6 separate regions of the Homo sapiens genome follow, and regions 2, 3, 4, 5 and 6 are each linked to region 1. Evidence: read pairs that join two places in POLR2A ChIA-PET (ENCODE). Cell type or tissue: MCF 10A. All regions are shown on one strand.

What was found. Peaks named below come from ENCODE experiments on the same cell type or tissue, not always from the same donor. Only the 100,000 strongest peaks of a DNase experiment are listed, where the experiment ranks them.
Region 2: POLR2A ChIA-PET joins it to region 1 with 15 read pairs; 2 of 35 experiments call an interaction of 5 or more read pairs at or near these places.
Region 3: POLR2A ChIA-PET joins it to region 1 with 12 read pairs; 2 of 35 experiments call an interaction of 5 or more read pairs at or near these places.
Region 4: POLR2A ChIA-PET joins it to region 1 with 13 read pairs; 4 of 35 experiments call an interaction of 5 or more read pairs at or near these places.
Region 5: POLR2A ChIA-PET joins it to region 1 with 37 read pairs; 7 of 35 experiments call an interaction of 5 or more read pairs at or near these places.
Region 6: POLR2A ChIA-PET joins it to region 1 with 12 read pairs; 3 of 35 experiments call an interaction of 5 or more read pairs at or near these places.

What each region holds. Positions count from the first base shown.
Region 1 is chr3:189,354,141-189,358,140 of GRCh38, forward strand. No RefSeq gene overlaps it. Among named protein-coding and RNA genes, the nearest start is that of TPRG1-AS2, 120 kb to the left of the region's middle. In MCF 10A, no CTCF peak of the experiment used is centred here; DNase peaks (open chromatin) are centred at 1,401 and 1,951.
Region 2 is chr3:189,790,539-189,794,538 of GRCh38, forward strand. All of the region lies in intron 3 of TP63 (tumor protein p63), which reads left to right. Among named protein-coding and RNA genes, the nearest start is that of MIR944, 37 kb to the right of the region's middle. In MCF 10A, no CTCF peak of the experiment used is centred here; a DNase peak (open chromatin) is centred at 1,713.
Region 3 is chr3:189,582,752-189,586,751 of GRCh38, forward strand. No RefSeq gene overlaps it. Among named protein-coding and RNA genes, the nearest start is that of TP63, 47 kb to the right of the region's middle. In MCF 10A, no CTCF peak of the experiment used is centred here; a DNase peak (open chromatin) is centred at 2,070.
Region 4 is chr3:189,486,861-189,490,860 of GRCh38, forward strand. No RefSeq gene overlaps it. Among named protein-coding and RNA genes, the nearest start is that of TP63, 140 kb to the right of the region's middle. In MCF 10A, no CTCF peak of the experiment used is centred here; a DNase peak (open chromatin) is centred at 1,591.
Region 5 is chr3:189,299,024-189,303,023 of GRCh38, forward strand. The region is part of intron 4 of TPRG1 (tumor protein p63 regulated 1); the gene reads left to right. Among named protein-coding and RNA genes, the nearest start is that of TPRG1-AS2, 60 kb to the left of the region's middle. In MCF 10A, no CTCF peak of the experiment used is centred here; no DNase peak of the experiment used is centred here.
Region 6 is chr3:189,492,905-189,496,904 of GRCh38, forward strand. No RefSeq gene overlaps it. Among named protein-coding and RNA genes, the nearest start is that of TP63, 140 kb to the right of the region's middle. In MCF 10A, no CTCF peak of the experiment used is centred here; no DNase peak of the experiment used is centred here.

The sequences.
Region 1 (4,000 bases):
GTTGCCTGCTGAGTAAGTGAATAACCTCATTTGTCAGTTTGTGCAGAAGTAGGTGTACTATGACCTGCTAGAGTGCTCACTAGGGGTTAAATATTTCCAAGACAGAGTCTGGAATGAAGTAGTTACATTTTTCTTGAAGAATCATTATCTGTCTTCAGGTAAAGTGCTTCCTCATCCTGACATGTCCTGAAAAAAGAAATTTTTTATTGGATCCAGCTTTCTTCCTTCTCCCTTCTTTATAGGAAAGAAGAGCCAGCTTAAGGCCGGTTGTACAAAAGCAGCTGAGGTGGCAAGAACTGATCATAAATGTTACAGACCAATGTTTACCTATTTCTTTTTTTCGAGACAGGATCTCACTCTGTGACCCATGCTGGAGGGCAGTGGCAGAATCATAGCTCACTGCAGCCTCAACCTCCTGGACTCAAGTGACCCTTCCACCTCAGCCTCCTGAGTAGCTGGGACTATGGGTGTGTGGTACCACACCTGGCTAATTTTTTATTTTTTGTAGAGATGAGGTCTTCCTGTGTTGTCCAGGCTGGTCTTAAGCAATCCTCCCACTTCTGCCTTCCAAAGTGCTGGGATTATAGGCATGAGCCCCGCCTGTTTCCCTATTATAACCTCCCAAAAGCCCAGAAACATCCCCATAGTCTGGTATATAAATACTTCTTTCTCAGCAACAATTTTATTCCACCACATTAAGGAATACAACCATTGAGATTTTTCCCAGCGTTCTCTGCCAAGGAGATTGAGAGGATCCCCAGAGCTCACAGAACTGCCTCAGTTTATGGGCCCAAATATAGGCTATTGTCATTTCTCTGACTGTTTGCACAGAGTCTTGGAGAGATAAATTGATTGTGCACGATCATAGGAATATTTATTAGGACTTTGTTGAATTAACTCCCTCAAATCACATGGAGCTAAATTAAAGTTACTAGGCATTGCCTATTATTTTAGAATTTAAATCATAGTCAGTTCCTTCTTTCATACAAGAGCTCAGAGAGAAAATTTTGAAACTAAAAACACAGATGAATAAGAATGGGTAATTTTTATGAAGCAAGGGGTTAAGACAATAAAAGAAGGCCTTCGTTTCTGGCTTCCCTGTCACCTAAAGTCCTGTTGCATCAGGCGGTCTCCCATCTCAGCTACAGTATTAAGTTAACTACAAGCTACCCAGAAAGCTACATCTATTTCAAGGTTGTAGCCCTGGCTGTGCCTTTTATTTTTTTAAATCTGAAGTGTTGGGAGGAGAGGGGGTTCAGCAGGGTGGGGAGATAGAAGTCAGAGGGGAAGGGGGGTTATTTCAGGCCTTGCTTCTCTAAGCCTTCAATGTCTGAGCTCCAGGACAGACCTTCCTGTTGTGAAATACTGGACCAGTTGTTGCCCTCTGAAGATAAACAACATTCCAGCAGCTCCCCTAGAGCTACCCGAGGCCTTGTGCTTTTTAACATTTCCCTGGCCCTACAGTGATCCAGGAGCTGAGGATTACTGCACTACCTGCTGCAGCACACACAGCATTAGCTTTGTGGTCTCTGTGCTCTTAAGCTGGGTTATGGTAATGAATCCAGGGTGAAATCTGGGTGCCTCTGCCTGCTTGTTAAACTGATGAAACACTAACATCTTTTGTGTAGTTTTGGAAGCCCAAGCTGTGCTGATTGGAGGTGGTAAGGACAGGGCTCTCTGCCCTAATGTGTAAGGTTTCTGTCTTCATTAAAGTTTGAGGCTGAATCAAGACTCACTGGGGTCACGTAAGGGCAATTTTGCAAACCCAAGGCAAGCTGTTAACAAAATCAACCTGGGCCAATCATCAAAGGGTTGGACCTAAGGTTGCTATACTCAATAGAACAAGCATTTTAAATAAATTTCTCGTAAGTTGTTGCTTTCTTTATGTGGTGGGTGTGGCTTTAAAGAGCACAAAACCACAACAAATCAAAGAGTAGCTCGGGCTTGTCTTTTGCTTTATGGCTGAGGGTTTGAAGGATGATTCATGGACTTGTGAATGCCAGCCCCAGTCCCGGCTTAGGTCTATCTGCCAATACCACCAGGGCCAACAAATTCACGCAACAAATTCTCTCATTTTTTACAGTTTATCAGTTGCACTCATAGTTATTGTCATAATCACTCCCCACAGTAACCTGTAAGGCATATAAAGTAGCTATTTTAGTAAGATAAATGATATTTTATATATGTTATGATAAGATAAATCTTATCATTTTAAGAAGAAACTGAGGCTCGGAGAGATGAAATGACTTCCTCAGTTGCTAACGCTGTATAAGTAAACAATTTTAATTTTTTTTGGCATTGGGTATTATTTCACCTTTTGTATGTGTATATGTCTGATTGCTAATTTAGTGGGTTAAGATGAGTGTCAGGCTGACATCTAAGATGGCCCCTAGTAGTTCCTGCTTCCTTTACTCTCTCTCTCTTTCTCTCTCCATATATATATATATATATATATATATATATATATATATATATATATATATATATCTGTGTTATGTTTACTATCAGGTGCTGGAAGCTGCAGCATGGGATAGCAGGAACAAAAATTCAGATTAAAATATTGAATATAATATTTTCAGTGAAAAACAAAAATTCACAGCATAATGAAAGATGAATAAAAAGAAAAATGGACTTTTTAAATCATTAATAAATTAATACACAATTATAACTGAATCTTCTTAATAAGATTATTGCTTGGCACGCTTAATTGTTGAAACAATGACACAAGAGTAACAAATTACAAGAAACTGAGAAAATAAATAATAATAACAAAAAGATTTTTGTATTCATTGAAGTTAAATGGTCATCGATTTCTTGGTCATCAAAACAGTTAAAGAGAGCAACATCTCCAGTACGATGGCAGGTTCACATTATAAGAAGCAGGAAAATATCAAAAAAGGAAATAACTATAACCATAATAAAAATGCCTGATGTAAAATGCTATATAGTTTTCAAAGCTATTCAATATAAATGATGCCTTTTCATCTTCACAAAAATTCTGTGATGTAGTAAAGGAAGCAGGGTTGAGAGTATTGTATCCATTGTGTTGGCATGGAAACCAAGGACCAGATGTGTTAAAAGTTAAAAGCCCAAGGTTATATAAATAGAAAAGAGAGTTGATAATCAGCTCCTGCATTTTTAGCTTTTGATTAGTTCTTGTGCATTTATATCTTGGCATTTTATGATAGCATGCATGTCCAAGGGGGTGTGTGTGTGCGTGTGTATGAACACATGACATATGGAGTTTTGATGGCCAATAAATATGGACATATGAAAAAAAGTAAAAGAATGGATCTTTGACATTTTAAGGCACCAGTGGAATAACTGCAAAATAATTTTGCTTTCTATTGAAAATCAATGCAAACTTTTCAGTTCAACTAGCATTTGAATAATTCAAGAACTGTGTTACTATAAATACTTCCTTTCTCTTTTGGCTATTTAAAAATGTTTTGTTTGTTTTATTATTAAGAATATGAAGTCCCAGCATTTGTAAAACTTGCTTATAAAAAGAGGACTTTTGTCATTATAGAAAAAATCAATGTCCATTAAGTGTTAAATTTAACATAGTTATTTATATTGTATTTTTGAAATGTATTTTAAAGTGTGACATGGATGTAATCCCAACATTTTGGGGGGCTGAGGCAGGTGGATCACTTGAGCCCAAGAGTTCAAGACCAGCCTATGTAACATGGCTAAACCCTGTGTCCACAAAAAATACAAAAAAATTAGCCTGCCATGGTGGCATGCGCCTGTAGTCCCAGCTACCTGGGAGGCTGAGGTGGAAGAATCACCTGACCCAGGGAAGTTGAGGTTACAGTGAGCAGTGATCGCGCCACTGCACTCCAGCCTGGACAACAGAGTAAGATCCTGTCTCAAAAAAGAAAAAAAAAGTGATGTGGACTCATTAGACCATGAGAAAAAAGTGGTGTGTACTTATGAGACCATGAGTTCTACTTTGACAGAACAACATGATGAGAACTCATTTCACGTAGACAACTAG
Region 2 (4,000 bases), 440 kb after region 1:
CTTCTCAGCAAGTTTGTCTTAGGTATTTAAACCTGTGCAAAGGGATAAAAAAAAAAATCCTGAAGAGACTGTAAGGCTTTGAGGAAGTTTCCTAAGGTTGAGGGAGGTCTAACAACAATATTAGTTTACATTCCTCAGAATGGGGCAGCTGTGTTGACACTAATCAGATTGGGTTGTGGTGGGGAGTGTTGTGGAGAGAGAGAGTTCGGTGTTTCAGATAAAAATGCTTGCAGGTGAGTGCTTGGAAAAGTGGACTAGAGTACTCAAATTGAGCTCCTTAAAAATCAAAACAAAATGCATAGTATTCCGGTGCAGACCGCAAGAGGAAGAGTAGAGCAGAGGGCTGCGAAGCAGGGCCTGTGCTATCGTATTGACCACGCTATTGTCTAGACTCCTGAACTGTGTAAATACAACAGGGGAAATATCGAGTTATCTAAAGAAGGAAAAGGAAGTGCCTATTTTTCTTTAAAACATTCAAGCAGGCTTGCTTGTCCTCAGTAGAGAAACTTGAGTTTCTTGTTTTGCAGTTATATTGAAAGTTAGCTTAAAATGTTACCAATTTGTTTTTAAATAGGATTAGCTTTTAAGATCTTCTTGATTCTATTGGATCCAATTTTGTCCAGTTTTAATCATTCAGAAAATGATCTGTCCATCATGTCATACCTGAGTTTGTTTGTCTTTATTCATGAACTATTTCACACACAGTATTTATAAGCCGCCTAGGATCTTGTAAGTCAAATGGGAGAAGCAAAAGTCTGTTCATTGATATCTCTAAGTGAAGCACAAGGTTGATGTAAAGTGGCAAGAAATGATTAATTTTAGGTTAAATATAATGTCGTGAAAGAAAGCAATTGCATTAATGTTGTGATTAGAGGATATTTGTAGAAATTATTTCCTTTTATGGAGGCAAAAGAGTCATATTGTATGTGAGAATATGGCATGCTTATGAAAGAAAATAGTTTTATACACAGGTTTTAGTTTTTCACAACTCTAGGTAAATATGTAATCAAGAGCTACAAAAGGCATCCCTTGTCTGTTTTCTATTGGAATGCTGCTAAGGTCGACAAAAAATATCTGTAAAAAACATGGCTGCACTTCCCTACCTTTCTATGTCTTTTTGCATGTTGCCTGCATGACTTTCATATCCTTCCACCAGTGCATGTATTAGGTTATAATTTCATGGCTTGACTTCCATTCTATTACGTACGAACAACTTTCTTTCTGTACAGGATTATGCTTTCATATCTAGTCCTCTGTTAAAATTCAGTGCTACATCTGAGTATATGAAATGCCTGGCACCACATGGCTCTGAGAACCATGAATTTAATATAAAAGTTATAATGTATAGGGATTTATGTTTATTAGTAACTGTCAATACAGAAAAAGCAATCTACTATTATTACACAAGAATTGTTAAACATTGGGTAGATTAAAAATGAAAAAGGCATAAAACTCCCTGTAAGAGTGAAAATTATTTAAAAACTATAATCCATTCTTTGACTTCAAATAAATTTATAGTTTAATTTGCTAGCAATTTCTTTGAGTTGATAACTCAAAAACTATATAAGAACACTGTTCCTTCTCTATTCCTTTTCCCACAACTTTTGAATTCTTCCCCAACCCTTAGCAGATTTGGATTTGGGGGAGCTGCTAATTAACAGGAAATGGTCCGGAAGGGAGGAGAACACAAGCAGGATATAACAGGCAAGGCTGAAGGCTCTACCCTTGGGTACAGCGGAGAGGCCGCAAGCAAGCTCCACTCCCCAGTGCCAGACTAGGAAAGACAGAGCCTCTGGGAATGGTCTCAGACTTGGAGATAGAGAGGGTCAAAATAAAGGAACTTCTTCACAGATCAAGTTTTAACTTCAACTTTCTGGCAAAACAAAACAAAACAAAACTGGGCTGTGTGTGTGGTGTAAGTGTGTATGTGTGTGAGTGGGGAGGATCTCAAACTCCTTCTTAGAAAGAGATATTTACTAAAATTCCTCATCCGGGGTTTTAGATGATGAAGGAAAGACACTTTGGTAAATGGGTTACAGTATTTTCGAACTAAATGGGAAATCAAGGTTCATATATGGAAACACCTCATTTTACAAATCAGGGTTAATGATTTTTCTTTCTGTAGTTGAGAGAGCTATATGTATACGATCGTGTTCCCTTTACTCAGCCACTTTCTTTTTAATACCAAGGAGAGATGGGATGATTCATAGTAGATGCTCCAAAACAGTTTCCATGAAGAACAGTTGTACAAAGCCAGTTGAATGCAAGAAAAAAAGTGTGGAGACAGCAGTGTAAACTCCCTGTAGTCCAGGTCATTCTCACTTAATTGACTTCTTTGTCTGCTTGGTCTAGGGAAAAAAATCTGTCCTGTCCTAGTACTATTTCTACTGACTCAACCATTTAAAAGATATGGGTGTGAGTTTTCTATTGATAGTTAATAAATGTATTAAGCTGTCCCATGTTGTACTTCTGAGCTAGTTAGCATCATAGGAAAAAGCACAGTGGGTGAGAAGCAGAAGCTGCATTTTTAATTAGTGTCAGCCAGGTCGTATTCCTCACTCCATGCTGTTGCCATAGATTGCACTACTTGTTTTACAGTTGGTTGTCCTCGAGCCCAGAGGGAACTAGGAGAAAGACATCTTAGATCACAGATCACAGATCATACCTTCCTTCACTACTACTGGAAAAAAAAAGATTTTGAGACAATAAATCACTTATCCTTTACCTCGATAAGGAAAACCGTGTTTGGTTTGGTTTGCTTTTTAGAAGAGCAGTGATTCTCAACAGCATGTCACACGTACAGCAGAAAGCATCAATGGATGTCTACATTTTCTAGAGCAACCAAAAAAATATTGGTTTCTTTTTCATTATACGTACATTTTCTGAATGCAAAGTTGCTAAAACATTCCTCAATGACTATGGACAGAATTTAGATTCTGCGTTCTGCTATAAAGGGAGTATATATCTAATGTCATGAGATTTTAAAAAGGGATTTGGATCAAACAGTTGAGAAATATGTTACCACAAATACACCCTGGTTTTCTTTGATGTGCATATGATTGCTCTGGGTGGAATCTGAGCTGGTAGAATAGAGGGGCACAGGTAAAAATCCTTCCTTCCTAGTATAACTTTTCTCTCCCCTTGAATATTTTTAAATTTCTAATTGTTTTATGTCAACAAATAGAATGAATACAGGTAACAAAAAGATACTTCTGTGAAAAACAACTTGATGATTTCCATAATTTATAAGTTTTACTATTTTGAAGATAAAAAATTGTTAAACCCAAGTGGGCGCTCAATTTTCTTTAGATGTATGTTGAGGAAAATGTCAGTTGACTAATATAGCATTATTGTCCAGTGCCAATTTAGTGGAACCTACAAATGGTATCCAATAGAGTACTACATTTTGGGTCTGGAAGAGCATGGATTCAAGTGTCAAGGTGAAACATTTGATTCAAAAGTTAAGTTTTAAATCTTATTCCTAATCTTAAGGACACAATTTGTGGGCCCAAGAAAATAGTGAAATGTGGCTTATTAATGGGCCACCACTCTAAACATTTTATAATTTTTACTTATACTTTTTGATTAAGTTCTATGTTGACAATATTCATGAAAAGTAGTATTGAGAAAGAGAAACAGGTTAGAAGAAGAACTGACTGACTCTTAAAAAAATGTTTACTGAGCATCAATTATATGTAAAATGGTATATAGGATCTAAAAATAATTAAGAAATAATTCCTACACTAAGAAGTTTATAGTTCTTTGGGGGAATGAGCTAAGTATGCATGCAATTATAATACAGGAGAGATTTTAAGTGTGTGAGCAAGATAATATAAAGCATCAAAGGGAAAGAGAGTCCATGATGTAGGAAGATCAAGAAAGTCTATATGCATATGTAAGATGAAGCTGCACTTGGAAGGACAGATGGAAATTTCCAAGTTCTAGAAATATAAGAAGGAATGAGGATTTTAGGTGAAGAAATAAGCATCAGCAAAGGGAA
Region 3 (4,000 bases), 230 kb after region 1:
TTGTTCATTTTATAGATGGGAAAACTGAAACTCAGAAACTGAAAAACAATTATCCAAGATCACACACGTAGCATCGGGTCAGTCCTAGGATCACTGGCTCCTGACTCTCATTTTAGTGCTCATTCCACTATACCTAGAAACATGGGTTATCTGAGAGAGGACATATAGCGTGCCAGCATCAGAAGCAACCTCACAGATTATCCTTTGAAACCTCCCCTGCCTTAATTGTTGGGGAAACTGAAGACTAGTGAAGACAAAGAACTTGCCAGGGTCACACAGCTGGGCCAGAATGAAAGACCCAGCTTGCATTCTATAATCTGCCTACCTTAGTCTCTAAAGTATTAGAGAGTAGATGAGTCTGTTGTGTTGAGAAGTTAGGCTGTGTCCCGCACACCATCTCTGTGATTTCACACGTTCTAAAATAAAGACTTTGGAAAGAAATCTCTCTTTGCTGTGGAGAAAAGACAGTTGAATGATGCATAAGGCTGACCCTTAATCTTCTTCAGGCCCAGCTCTCTGCCCTGCACAGGCTCCGCTCTTTCAGAAACCAGTATTTCAGTGAAGACTTCGTGGGAGCCATAATCATCCCTCCCTCACTGAATGTCCCCCTGGTCCAGTCTGCTATCTCGCTGTACAATTCCAAACCTCCTTATGAATTTGCTGCATGTATTTCTCTGTAGTTAGTTTTGAAATTTTCCAAGGAGAGGATCTCAGCTGCTTTTTAATTTTATTATACCCTCTCAAGTACTGGATATGTGGATGGCACTAAATACATGCTCAGTATAAATTCACTACGAGGACTTTCAAAGGACCTGGAATGCAACAGATTAGCAAGGACTAGAAATCTAGATGCAATGGCTACTTATTCTACATGGAATAGATGATGAAGCTCTGTGGTCAGAGGGCGCAAGTTTTGAAGCCCAACTCCCACTTACCCACTTTTGGGTATTCGGAGGCTGAATTCCGTCATCTGAAAATTGTCATTACAATATCTACTTCACTATGCTATCATAACAATCAAACAAAGCAAATGTGTAAACCACTTGCATAAGGTCTGACAAATAGTAGAAACCCAGGAAATAAATCCGCATTTCCATATTGTCTGAAGCGTAGAGGTAAAAATACTTCACAACCTCCCCTTTTGTTAGAGGGCAATGGCCCCAACACTCCTGATAATCTTCTAGTTTTTGCAACTTAGCTGAGAATATTGGACAGGCAGGAAAAAATCATGCTTGATGCTAGTTCTGCCATGCTCTTTGCCTGAAATTTTCTTATTACTGTGCAGTTATCAGAGCTTTTCAACGAGGGGGTGACTCTGGAAAAATCTATGCTTTTGTCTCAATACTAATTTACAAGGGCGTTTTTTTTTTTCATGATAAAACAAAAACAAGGAAAAAGCTAATGGTGACCAGCTGTCTAAAGCTCCTAGGCATATTTCTATCTATCACACAGAGGAAGGAAGGTCAGTGAGCTCCTGGTAAGGCCAGCATGAAGCCAGCAGTCTTGAACCCTGGATCCTCATGCTAAAAGCCTAATAGCTCTACTGACTGAGCTACTCAGGCTCATTCATGTCCTTTGTAGGGACATGGATGAAGCTGGAAACCATCATTCTGAGCAAACTATCGCAAGGACAGAAAACCAAACACCGCATGTTCTCACTCATAGGTGGGAATTAAACAATGAGAACACTTGGACACAGGATGGGGAACATCACACACCGAGGCCTGTCGTGGGGTGGGGGGAGAGGGGAGGGATAGCATTAGGAGATATACCTAATGTAAATGATGAGTTAATGGGTGCAGCAAACAAACATGGCACATGTATACATATGTAACAAACCTGCACGTTGTGCACATGTACCCTAGAACTTAAAGTATAATTAAAAAAAAAAAAAAAAGCCAGCAGTCTGTTCTTATGTCATGAATTCAGCCTGAGTGAAGAAACCAGCCCTACCTGAAATGGTTGTCTTCATACAATGCACCCTTAGTGGTGAGTTATCTGTTGAACATAATCCCCAGCCATGCCCTAGGGAATGGAGAGCTGGTGCCAAATTCTCCCTTCAGAAGCACGTGTGTGACTCTGAACTGCATATTAGGGTGAGTTGTGGATAGTTGGGTGTGTAGAGAAGGAAGGTAGGTGAAATCTGTCAGCAACCATTGCATCAGAAGTTTTATGGGTTTTCCTATACTCAGACTTCCCATATTTGGGATTGCTGAATTGCTTCAGCTTATTTCAATGATCAGGCTAGATCTGTGGGTCTCAGCCAAAAGCATAGGGGACATCATCACTGCAGTGCCAGGAGAAACAGACTTTAATGAACTTCAGGGACAACCCCACGAGGAAGCATGACTCTTCCTCAAAAGGCCTTAGGGTGTTTGCAAAATCCAAAAATAAGGGGGCGGACAATGAGCTGTGGATCATTCTAAAGACAAGCAAGGGCAAAGTTGAAAAAAATGTTAAAATTCCCTTGCAAGAGAGTTTAACACCCCAGACACAGGCTGCGACAATGAGCAAGGAAGATGGTTATTCCTGTGGGATAAGGCTATACATTTTAGTGTTCCAGAGCAGCTCTAGAAGGAAGAGTTCCCACAGGTGAGGGAAGACCAGGTGAAACTGTTCCTGTAAGGACAAGGCAGACCTAGCTGCTCTTTGCCCTCTCTGATCTAGAGTGAAATCTCACCTCCTCTTCCCCAGACTCACACTGAAAGGAAGCGTTAAGACTTTCCCAAGGGCAGAAACCAAGAAGGATCCACTTAAACAACAACATAGAACACAAAAATCTTGAGTTTCAAAATAAAGACAGAGCAATTTTGAGTCTTAGTTTCTCTCCAGCTAGTGAAGTGACTTTGGGCAAGTCACTGAATCCTTAGTCTCCATTTTCTCAGCTGTAAGAGAGAGTAATATCTTCCACAAGATGTTGTTGTGAGGATCAAATTAGATCAGATATGTAAACACACACTCTTTAAAGTGTTCCTAATGAAAAAAAAATGCTCTTTCCTTCTTACTTAGCCAATCTTTTTTCCTATTTTAGTGTTTATAAATACTGAATGAGGACTGGATCAAGGGAAGAAAGGCAGTAGCGACAACCAAGTCACAAAAATCGAGAGCTTCCCCTAAGAAGTGTTTGAATTGCCTTTCCTTTGGGGCAAAGGAAAGAATGGATAAAATTATTAACTCATGAAACTCCCTCTGTACCAGGCATTTAGCATACATTATCTCATTTGATCTTCCCTCAAACCCCTTTTAATTGGCATACATACCCATTATTATTTTACAAATGAGGAAACTGAGGCTCAAAGAAGGTAAGTCATTTTCTCAGGATCACACAGTTAGCAAGTGGAGAAGTTATGATTCCTAACCAACCCCAAGCATGTTTCAATATGCTGTCACAAGCAACTCAGAGTTCCTTTGAGATGACAAGGCAAACTTATAATGCGATGTTCCAAGATATTGCCAAGGAGTGGAAAGTGGGGTCCAATTTGGGATCATATGGTAGTTTTATTTTTAATGTTTTTGAGGAACCTCCATACTGCTTTCCATAGTGGCTGTACTAATTTATATTCCCACCAACAGTGTATTCCTTAATTAATTTATTTTAATTATTTATGCTTCCGGGTAATATTTTAAGTTTGAAAATCAATGATCTAAGTACATATCCCTGCCTTTTGTAGAAGAAAAGCCAAGCCCAGGGAGGAAAAGAAATTGCTTAAAGTTACAAAACTGTTTAGCCTAGAGCACAAACTAAAAGTTGTGTCTCTAGTCTAGGGTCATTCTCCTAGTTAGATGAGACTTGTCTTAAGACTACAGCAAATCCAAGTCTCAAGGTGTTATCTTGTTCTGAAGTAAAGTTTTATATTTTAAGGACCTACTGAGCCGGAATGTTAATCAGATGCCTAAATTTCCCCTAAAGCAGGATCCGTAGCAATGGACCTAGCCTCAATTTCTCTACTATTTGAGCTGACCTATCGTATTGTTAGATAGTTCTGTTTAGAAAGCGCTT
Region 4 (4,000 bases), 130 kb after region 1:
AAAAGCAATCACAACAAAAGCAAAAGTTGACAAGTGGGATCTAATTAATGACTAAATCCATTGACTGTCTATTCACATGTTTATTAGACTTGTAGATATTATCTTCTTGAAGTGCCTATTCTAATATTTTACCCATTTTTCTATAAGATGTTCTGTCTTTTTCTTATTTAGCTGCAAGAGTTCTTTACATATCTTGGACACAAGTCCTTTGTCAAATTATTTAATTGTAATATTTTATCTCACTTGTGAGTTGCCACCTCATTCTCCTGGTGGTAGCTTTTGGTGAAGAAATGTTCTTAACTTTCACAGTCTAAATTGATACAACTACTTTGGAAAAGTCAAACATATGTATACTTCTAGGAATATATTCAAGTAAAATGCATCCATAGAATGTTTATAGCTGGACTACTGGTAATAGTAAAAATCTTAAAAACTAAAAATTCTATCATCAATAGGCTGTATAAATAAATTGTGGTATAGTCCCACAGTGAAGTATTATGCATCAATGAGAAAGAATATTCTAATATTACACTTAAAAATGTAGATGAATCTCACAAACAAGCTGTGGAGCAGAAGAAGCTACAGAAAAGGGCATATTTATTATTCAACTCAATTATGAACAAAAACAGGCAATATTGACCTATGCTGTTGGATGTCAGGATACTGGTCATCCTTGGGTTATGGGGCTAGTGACTGGAGGGGGCCCAAGGAGGCTTCAGGAAACTGAATCTGGCAATACTTTGCCCATTCTGGCAATACTCTGTTTCTTGATTTGGATGCTGGATGTTCATTTTATTATAATAATTGAGTATTGTTATGTGTTGTATCTATCAGTATGCATGCATTATACTACAATAATACATGTAAAAAACATGCTTCCAAACACCGGATTTCATTTGAGCCTCATAACAACCTTTGAAGCTGCTGATGCAGGGGACATTATCATCCTTTTAAAGACTAAAAATATGAAGCTTTGAAAATTCAATTCAATCTAACAGTTTTTTTTAAGACACCTAATATATACCAAGAAAAGAGAGCACACCAGGTAATAATATGTAAATGGCCCTGACACTTCAAAAAATGAAATAATTTACTCCTTGAGCACATAGCTAAAAGGATGGTAGCACTTTGGAGACAGAAGGGATCTGAGACATGACCACCACTATCATTTTCTAGATGAGGGTGAGGCCGAGAGCTTGGGCTTTGCAGGGACAATGATTCAGGCTGGATTTCTAGTTTAAACACTTGATCACTGAGTGACTCTAGACAAGTTACCTAGCCTCTCTGTGTCTCTGTTCCATCATCTGAAATATAGTGTTAAAATATCTACCTCAAAGCATGGCACAAAGGGTAAATTTTAAGAGTCTTGGAGCATACCCTAGCACTCCATCCAACAACTAGTAGTTACCATATAAATTCATATCCCTTCCCTTCGGGTGATTCAGGGTGAATGACTCAAGGTCCAGCACCCTCTTGCGCATGCCTTTCTGATTTTCTATGTACAAACATGATGTAAAGTGTTAGGTACACTGGAGGTGTGAGGGACACGCTGCACAAGCCCTGTCCGCTTTCCAGGGAATCTGCCTGTGGAGTTCCTGTGTTTCATAACCCATGGGTCTGGAGATCCTCTGGCCCAGCAGGGTAGCAGAAGCTCTCCCCGGTGTTGACGGCATGGCTGTGAGAGCACAGATGAGTAATCCTTTCTGGGAGGAAAGCAGATACAACAGCCTGGAAAGCACACATTCAGGGAGGCTGAGTAGGGCAATGAGCTTAGATGAGCAAGGACCACCATCCTGGGTATGTGATGCAAAGCCTCAGGAATGTGTCCGAATTCAATCCAGCGGTCGTCCTTATGCTCTGCAGCCCTCTGAGCCCTGGCAGCTGTCCTTGTGACTGAGGCATGACACTCAGACCTTTGCTGACACTGTCCTTCCTTCTTGTCTTTCACCCACGGCTGATCCTGTTTTCCACATACACACTCATGGCACGTAAGTCTATGGAACTGCTTGGGGGGAAATCTTCTCCTCCAGGATCCTCGTCTCAGGACTGCAATCTCCCACTTGTTCAGGAGATTGATAGGAACGCTTAATCAGGGAAGCACTGCCTGCTTCTCTGCAGGGGTCCTTCCCTGCACCAGCCATTTTCCCATACTTTAAAGGAGGGCTAGATGCTTCAGAACATATTCTCCACTAATGAGAAAGCTCTTTATATCTTATAAAGCACATCCATATTCAGCACTTAATTTGTTCCTCAAGATGACCCTCTGGAGGAGGCAAGAAATGATATTATTTTCTTTTCACTGATTAGGAAAATGACGTTCACAGTGGTCTGCATTGTCCAAGGCTATGTGACAAAGTAAGTGGCTGTCAAAATAACTCAAGCTTACTGAAAATGAGCATGTTGCCTTTCACTATGCTGGTTCCCTACTCCACAGGTGACTTCTATGGCTACTACTACTTAGCAATCTCTTCTTCCCTAATTAGCAAAAAGAACTCTTTTCTGTACTTACTCTATTCTATGAAATTGAAGAGAGGGAGTACACAAGTCAAATGAACAATCTGACATAGCTTTGAGAATCAGTTTCAGTGTCATCTCTGGGAAGCTACATCTAGTATCCTCAACCCAAAACTCCCCCTCTGCTTTTTGTTTCCGTAGCATCCTGTGTATACATTTACATTGTATGTAAATAATCTATTTGTGCATTTGTCCTTTTCCCTTAGATGTAAGGCCATTGAGTTCAAGGACCATGTCTTACTCATTCTTGTATTTTCTGGTACCTGAACATGGTAAACACAAGTGTTTGATCGAATGGCTGATTGAATAAGCAATGCAGTCAACAGTATTAAGAGTAAAGTGGTATCTAAAGGCAATGCACATTGATTGTCATTTTACTGAGGAGAACTCTGATCTTACAGAGTGAAGAGGACATATTTAAGGTCAGAAAAAATAAGACCCAGGAGCAGAATTACTCAAGTTCTCTGTCCTTCCAAATTACCCTGTTCTGTAACCTGTAAACATAATAAAGCATGTCCCAAACTACATTGCTGCAGGAGATCTACTCCTCCAGAAGTACTTCCGAACATTTCTTGGAAATGTTTACAGGTTCTGATTATCCAGACTATGAGTAAAGTCTGCTTTTTGGTCCACCTTCTGTGGTTCCATGGCCACTTTGATCAGCTACTTGTTCTCTCCCCTTAGGGATTCCTCTAATCATGGACGTGGCCCTTCTGCCATTCCCCAAATGTTGAACACAAGGTTCAAAAACATTTACCAAGTACAAGAAGATAGCAAAAGAAAATTGGAAAGCCAGAATGGGAAAACTGAATATTGGATATTAGACAACAATGCTTCCTGGAGCCCACCTGCAAATCACATCAGGAGAGGGTTAGGGCTGCCTGTGTCTCTCTGCGGCTCCTGCCTTCCCACACTGTTAGTGCCTGCTCTTCAGAGGCACACCTGTCAGATCTTTTCCCTGAGGATTAGCCTGATACCCCCAACTCTGATCTTCAGTACTGCAAGCAGAGACCTAAAAGAAACTTTTAATATAGAAAGGGAAAATCTTAGGAAGGTGGATTTCACTCCCCACTTGCATGACTCATTAAGCAAAATCTGTCAAGGCAGGTCTGGGGACTTTGCATTGACATTTCTTCACCAGTATTGGCTCCCCAAAGGTCAAAGAGTAGGTGCTTACCTGTGCATAGCCAGAACATTCCAAAGAGTGAACTCGCCCAGAAGTGAGAGTGGTATGCCTCAAAGAAAAATTCTTACTTCCTTATTTAACTACAGGGAAAAAAAAAATCACAGTAAGCTTAGAACATACCCATTTTGTTCCAGTTTCAGTAAATCAAATATTCAAATATTCAGCCTTAGAGCAGTTTTTTCAAAACTTGGGGACTACCTGACTAAGTACAGATAGCCAATGGCAAATATTTGTCATCTGTGTGTATTATTAATAATAATTAATATTTATTGAGTGAGTACTATATGCCAGTGACGGTGC
Region 5 (4,000 bases), 55 kb before region 1:
AGGAAATGGAAACAGGAGATTTAGAAAAATGGGTTTTTTTTTTTTCTGAGAATTTTTTTTTTTTTACTTAGTTATTCTGTGCATGCTGAAACTTGTTTTTTTAGGGTGCTCAAAAGTACTTCCTTTTAAGAGGAGAGACAAAAATTTACACAAACCTGAGGCCAGTGATTTGCCAAATGTACCAATTCATAATGAAGGGAGTTGCCTCAAAATGTTTCCTTTATTGTGTAGCATTTTTCTTGGTAGCTTTGTAAGAGAAGCTCTTTCCTCTGTCTACCTGGCAACCTCTTGGCACGGAAAGCCTTCAATATAGATGTGACATGCCAGCATCTGCGGCAAAACACTTTCAAAGCAAGCCGTATACTATATGCATGCAAACGTATAACTCTTTCTATCCTGGGCATTTCTCGAAATATCTGTTACATACCCCTCAAAATTGATGAAGGATTTCTCTCATCTCCCTCAAACAAACAGGAAACACTTTAAAATCTCATTTTTAAACAGAACAACTCAGAAATATAGACTAATGAAAAATAAAAACAGCTGGAGTCAGATCACTCTGCTCTGAGGAATGGGCATTTTTGTTTTATTTTGAGTTGTGTATTTTTTTTTTTTTTTTTACAGTAAAGATCATGGGTCTACTCATGTCCAACCGATTTGACCATGAACTGCAAAATGGATATCATGGGGGCCATGAACATGATTTAGACATCGACCCTATTCTTGATCAGCTCACAGTTCATTTGATGATGTAACATTAGTATATAGAATAATTTCATATTGATGAAGTTATCACAAATGTTTTAAGACAGGCTCAGGAAGTGGAATGGTTTGGTTGGAGCTGTGAGGGGTTGTGGTTTTGGATATTGGAAATGCATGCTAGAATTCTACTCAAAAGGTTGTGTATCTGGCTGAGAAAGTGTTTCTGAATTTGGTAGGCAACTGGAAGCCACTTTAGTTTTCTGAGCTGGTTGGAGTGACACTATGGAGCAAGGTAGAGAGCAGATTAATTTAGGTGAAGAGAGACCACACATAAAAAAGTGAACTCTATAATGATTATCTTCGTGTATGCTTACTGGGAAAGCAAACAATTGGTTGGCATAAATGCTTCTTTTCTTCATTGTCCTGTATAGCCATAGGATACCATGGGATTATCAGGGGATATGGAATCAAGAGACCTAAAATCTAGTGCCTGATCTAGCACCTACTACTTAATGTCTTTAGACCTAACTTTCCTCATCTGTAAAATAGAGATTATAAAACTATCTTGTGAGCTCATGGTAAGAACTAGACATAATGTATGTAGATGTCTTAGCGCATTGCCTGGAACAATTTAGGCCTCGCTCTTAAGACAGATGACACATCTTAAATATGCAGGTTATCATTTCCATGTAAAAATAATACATGCTCATTACAGAAAGTAAGAATTTTCAAAAGAAGAAAAAGAGTTGTGTCAATAGTGTTAAAGTTCTATTGTGTCTTTTTCAATCCTGTTATATGCTTCCCACTCAGGTTTAGTGCCAGGGTAATGAACTGGAAAGAAAGCAGGCTTAATGTTATCCTTCTTAAGATTTTACTCTTCCTCTTGCCAGATTTGCTTTGCTGTTTGTAGGAAGAAGAACCAGAGCTAGACCAGATAAGCTCCAGATCCCTGCATCTGGCTTTTCACTTCCATCACTGAAGACATATTCCTGGTCCAGACCTAGAATCTGAGCACTGTTGGGAGTAGGCAACTTCTGCCAGCAATGCCAATAAATGTCCCCTTTGTTAACCAGCCCTCAGATATCCTCAATATTCCTACTTTACTAGTAGAGCTCATGGCTCTTGACCGGAAATCCAGGTCAGAGTTCTATCTCTGGGTCAGAAATATCTGGTTGTAAATCCTGGCTCTCACTAGTTCTGTGCCTTTAGAATTTTCATAATTCCTTTCTAATTTTCAGGTATCAACAATTTATGAAGAACAATGAGATAATGGATGATAAAATGTTTGTGTGCTGGGCACGGTGGCTCATGCCTGTAATCCCAGCACTTTGGGAGGCTGAGGCAGGCGGATCATGAGGTTGGGAGATCGAGACTATCCTGGCTAACACAGTGAAACCCTGTCTCTACTAAAAATACAAAAAAAATTAGCCAGACGTGGTGTCACACGCCTGTAGTCCCAGCTACTCAAGAGGCTGAGGCAGGAGAATCACTTGAACCTGGGAGGGAGAGGTTGCAGTGAGCCAAGATCCTGCCACTGCACTCCAGCCTGGGTGACAGAGTGAGACTCCATCTCAAAAAAAAAAAAAAAAAAAAAAAAAAAAGTTTGTGTTCTGTAAGACACTTTCCAGCTAGCAAATATTGAATGCCTAGTAGGCACTGTTAGAGGCTTCACATTTTAAATTACATTTAACACTTTATAGTATGTTTTTGAGAAAAATACAACTAATTCCACTTAACAGAAAATTAAGGTGCAGCAAGATTGGTAAACCTGCTACTCAGTGAAGTGGCAACCATCATTGAATCTGTTGAAGATAAAGGTTATATTTCATATAATGTTTTCCTCCATTTTTTTTCTTCTTCTGCCATTATCACCATTACCACCCAATCTTTGATTTTATCCTCTTTTGTGTTTGCCTCTAGTCTTCTTAATGACACCCAGCAGGAGGCTGACAGATAGCAAGGCCCAGCCCCACTCTTGGCCTGGAGACCAAGGAGGGCATCCAGCTTAGCCACGGGTTCCATTCACCTCTGAACACACTATGCCTCTTCGTTCTCTAGTTTTGCATCTGGCAATTAGAGACAAATTTTTTCAGTTAATTAAACCACACCCTACTGACTCCTCAGTGACTCCTCACTAGCTTCCATGTTAGGATTAGACTGCTCTGGACCATGCACTTTTCTGTTTAATCACAGCACCCTCCCCTGCAACCTCTACCAATTTCTGTAGATTTCTTCTGGACTGTCTGACTTCACCCTGCTTGCTCACATGTAGCTCAACTGGACATAAATACAGTCACCACAAATATACAAATTATGGCACATAGCACACATACAATTTTTCTTATGTGGATCTTTGTTCTTATGATTTCCTGTCTTCAAAGTACTTAATGCTATTTTCTCATCAAAAGCCTTATATCCATCAAACCCCAGCTAAAAGGCCCCATAGTTATAAAATCATTAGGCTGCTCTGAGTTTATGGAAGGCTTGTTTTATATCTTTCGAGGTCCTTGCATGCACTTGGTACAAAGTCAAAGATCAGTAAAGACGTATTGAATGAATGAAGCCTTTTTTGATACCTTTAACTATGAGAGATTGTTCCTTCTTCTGAATCCTCATCACAATTGTATCCGGAGCAATTTCCCTGGACTTCATGGAGGATTTCTATGAAGGATTTACTTAAAATGTTCCCACTTAAATTAATTATTCATTATTGAGGGAGTTATACCCTAAAAGGTTTGAAGGATGGATCAGGGTGTGAGGCTCCGTGTACAGAATATGACAATGCCAGTGTCTGCCGAAGTATGACTCTAGCAATGACAACATTTCATGTCATCCTCATCAGTGGAAAGAAAGTTATCACTTTTAATCCTAGGATGACATTTGTTTCTTTCTGACAGACATGGACTCCAAATAGGCCATTTAGATGCTCACAACTTAAAGTAGCATCCAGTTTCTTCTCCTTTGTTCGAAAGTTATTTATTGTCAACTTCATTGGATTAGCTTTCCATTTAAATGGCATCTGAGAAAACACAGCTTTTTCTAATAACTTGTTGCATTTTCCTTAGAATAAATGGCCTGAGAAAGAGGGTATTTTTATCATTTGCCCATCACCCCAATAACAGTATGTTCCTAGTTTCCCTGTCAATAGAAGTTTCGAAAAAACAAATTAGAAAAAGAGCAGCTAAAGTCAGGAATGTTGATAGCAGCAAGAAATGGCAGCCTGATGGTGATGGAGGAGACAGCTGACATAAGAACCAATAAACTTAGCAGTCAAGAATCTTTTAGAGCTTTAGGCAAA
Region 6 (4,000 bases), 140 kb after region 1:
GACTTTGGGGAGGGGGAGTGCGAGGGAGATGAGGGATGGAAGAATAGAAATTGGGTACAGTGTATACTGCTTGGGTGACGGGTGCACTAAAATCTCACAAATCACCACTAAAGAACTTATTCATGTAACCAAGCACCCACTGTTCCCCAATAACCTATGGACATTTTAAAAAGAATTAAGTTAAAAAATAAAGACAAACAAAAACAACCAACAATCAAAAAACAAAATCAACGATTAGGTTTCTAGGATATCATAGCATCATGACTTAAAGCCTTATTGAATAATTCTTTTCAAACCTATCTTGCTAAACACCTGAGCTATACAAGCTCTCGCCATGGAGGTGATTGTGAGCCCATAGAGCTGGATAAGACCCAGTACTTTGAAGAGAACTAATGGGAAAATACAAAATGCATGTAGAGAATTCTCCTAAAAATGATTTATTTTGATACTTCATATGTAACAATAATGTGAATAATTATAATTGAAGGCAGTATGATATAAGGGCCATTAAAAGATATGGGCAAGTTGTTATTCCAGCTGAGGCAATAAGGAAGCATCTGGGAAATTTTGATTACATTTTGATATATGACAAGTGAAGAATGGTTTCGTTACAAAGGGAAAAACGGTAGGACTCAAGTCTTTGCAAGTGGCAAGTTGAATTTGATGTTGTTTGACCTGAATGTCAAACATAGGCACACATTCAGGGGATACAAATAGTGAGCCTGGTTGCTCACGTCAAAAATTTCAAACTATTTCATAGGCAGTGAAAAATTTTTGAAGAGTTCTGATTCCGGGAGCACTGTGATTAGAAAGTGACTTAAGAACCTATCAGCAATATAAATGATTGAACTGGAGACAGGCAAGAAAAGAGACAAGGAAGGCAGCTGGAATTCTCTTTGACCAGCCTAGAGGCGAGGTGGGCATGTACAATCCTTGGGGCCTACGTCTTTATAATTAGTAGTATCTATTTCTTGTTTACTTCTTATACAATTCATTGTATCTTATTGCAGAAAGTTGGAAAAATACTGAAGAAAAAAATTAATCCACAATTCTTTATTTAGGAACACAGTGGTTTATTTTTTTTCTATTTACATTCTTGCTTTTTTCTGTATAATTTTGTGTGTGAATTCATATTTTTGCAGAGTTGAGATCATAATGCACATTTAGTAGTGGGGTTTTTTTGTTTTGTTTTGTTTTGTGTTGTGTTGTGTTGTTTTTGAGATGGAGTCTCTCGCTGTGTCACCCAGGCTGGAGTGCAGTGGCGCCGTCTCGGCTCACTGCAAGCTCCGCCTCCTGGGTTCACGCCATTCTCCTGCCTCAGCCTCCCGAGTAGCTGGGACTGGAGGCGCCCGCCACCACGCCCGGCTAATGTTTTGTATTTTTAGTAGAGACAGGGTTTCACCGTGTTAGCTAGGATGGTCTTGATCTCTTGACCTCGTGATCCACCCATCTCGACCTCCCAGAGTGCTGGGATTCCAGGCGTGAGCCACCGCGCCTGGCCAGTAGTGGGTTTTAGACCATGTCATATCACATGCATTTTCCATGCATGCTAATAAATCGCTTTAATCTTTCAGAAAAATGATAGAAAATTGAATATAAACCTTTATTTTTTCTTAAAATTTAAAAAATATTATTTTTTCTTATAATAGTAAATTATGTTTTCTAAAATTGAAAATATTAAGGCACAAGGAAGGAAACAAAATTAGGCTATAAGGCCATAATTTGGAGATAAACACTGATGAGTATCCTTCAAGCATATTTTATACATAAAAATACATTTAGAAATTAGAATAACATGGTATAACATGGTTTAAAACCTTTTCGTTTCTGCTTAACAACTAATTGGGAAGTGTTTCTTTTTTTTGCTTGTGATAAAAATCATTTAAAAGTATATTAAGTGTTGCATAATATTACATCATATAGATATGTCATCAGTCATTCATGCCTGACTATAATTATTTATTCATGCTTCAAAGCCAAGACTACACTCAAAGACAGCTTATTAATGCTTTCATTACAAATCAAGAAAGAAAGTAACCAAGCCTGGAAATGAGTTAGAAAGACACCAATAAAATGAACTTGAGAAGAGTAGGAAGAAGGATTCAATAAAGATAAAACCAAATAGCAATGAATTGAGAAATGGAAAAATGATAAATAAATGTATTTGATGAATAAATGGAGTTGATAACACTGTTATTTGAAACTGCAATAAATTTTGATCTTCAGCCTTGGACTATGTGGATTCTTCTTCCAGCTCCACTAACAGCAGTCCTGAGAGAACATACCAGTTGGGCCTAATTTTTGGCCTCACTTTCTTCACTCCAACTCAGTGACTTTTTTTTTTTATAAAGAATCCATAAATATGCAATTCATTTAATGGAGTTTAAATAAGTATAAGGAGCTTTTGTAAAATTAGGAGGTTATTATTTTGACTCAAAATATTTTAGCCTAGATTAAAATACTTCTTGGATAAGTCAGATCTCACATATATGAGAGATATATCTCAAAATCCCAAGGACAGGTTTCAAAGTCATAAGCTCTTGTAGAGATTTTGAATTTGGGGAGAGGTCTAAAGCCTCCTTCTTAGATTGTTCTTACAAAGCTTAAAGAAAACAGATGAATATTCTTGCTCTACAGAGGAGGCAGCTGAAAGACTGGCTTAGTCAAGATATCATAATGCAAGTTTAATGCCAAATCCCTGCTTTCATATTGCTTCTCCACTAGTCACTCACTCACTCCATAGACTTAATTGTGTTCATCTCTGTACCTTGGATTTTCTACTGTAACCCTGAGGATGCCGTGCTTCCCAAACACTCTGAGAGATGAGAAAAGAAATGACCATTTTGAAGAACAGCAACCATTTTTTATGATTTCACTATCAAAAAGTTTATCTGACTTCAAATTCTGTTTTTCAGTTCTTTGAAAGCCTAGCCAGCTGAATTTATAAGACTAGCTTTGGATAGGACACCAGAAACCAGCAGAATATAGCACACATTTGAAGACATGAAGGTTGCCCATTGGTGTGATATAATTTCTTATCTCTTAATAATTGAAGCTTCATTATATTTCGCCACAACCTAACTTCAATCTTCCTTACTGATATTATTATTTGAGGTCAGAAACTTTTCTCTGAGGAAAAGCAGTTATGTCCAAGTCTTTCTTATATTTAGTTGCAAAAAAAAAAAAAAGGTAATTTGTTCTTCGTTCACTCATTCATTAATTTATTCAGTAAATGTAACCACTTGCTTGATCAGGCACTCCATTAGATGCTTTGCAGGATACAAAAACAAAAAAGACATAGTTTCTGCCCTTCGGGCTTTAACAATTTTATAAGCAAAGAACTTAATACAAAACAACAACAACAAAAAGAGATAGAGCTATTCAGAGATGGGATTTGTCTGAATTGGGCCTGGGATGCTTTAGAAAAGTGACAACTCAATTGTACCCTGAAGAATGTGGGATTGTGGGATGGGGAAGGACTCCAATCTGTGGTGAAGCCGACCTTGTCAGCCTTGTTCTACTATCCTAGGGGATGGAGTGTTTTACATTCATGTCAAAACTTACAACACCATACAGCCTGTGTTGCAAAAATATTATTTTGGCTCCCAAGTGAGAGATATGAGGCAGAGACATTATAGAAGCACTTCTGTCTCCACAAAGCAGAAGTGGAAAGGGCTGAGAGAGGACTGATGCTGTGGAGGGGGCGCTGAGAGAGGAGTGATGTTGTGGAGGGGAACTGATAGTCTCTGTGTTTAACAATCACTACCAAAAGGAAGCTTTCCTTTCATTCATATCATTTTAGAGATGCGAAGCACAGTTTACTGGCATTAATTTGTCTTTATTCATCTTCTCTAAAATAGCTAGCAGGTTCTGTACAAATGATATCTTCTTGGCATGTTAGATGGCAGTGATGCTTTCCACAAAAGCCTTAAATTGGGCCGTGCACTTGTATCTCTGTAATAGCCATCCTTGTTGTTATAAACTAAAAATGTGGCACTCA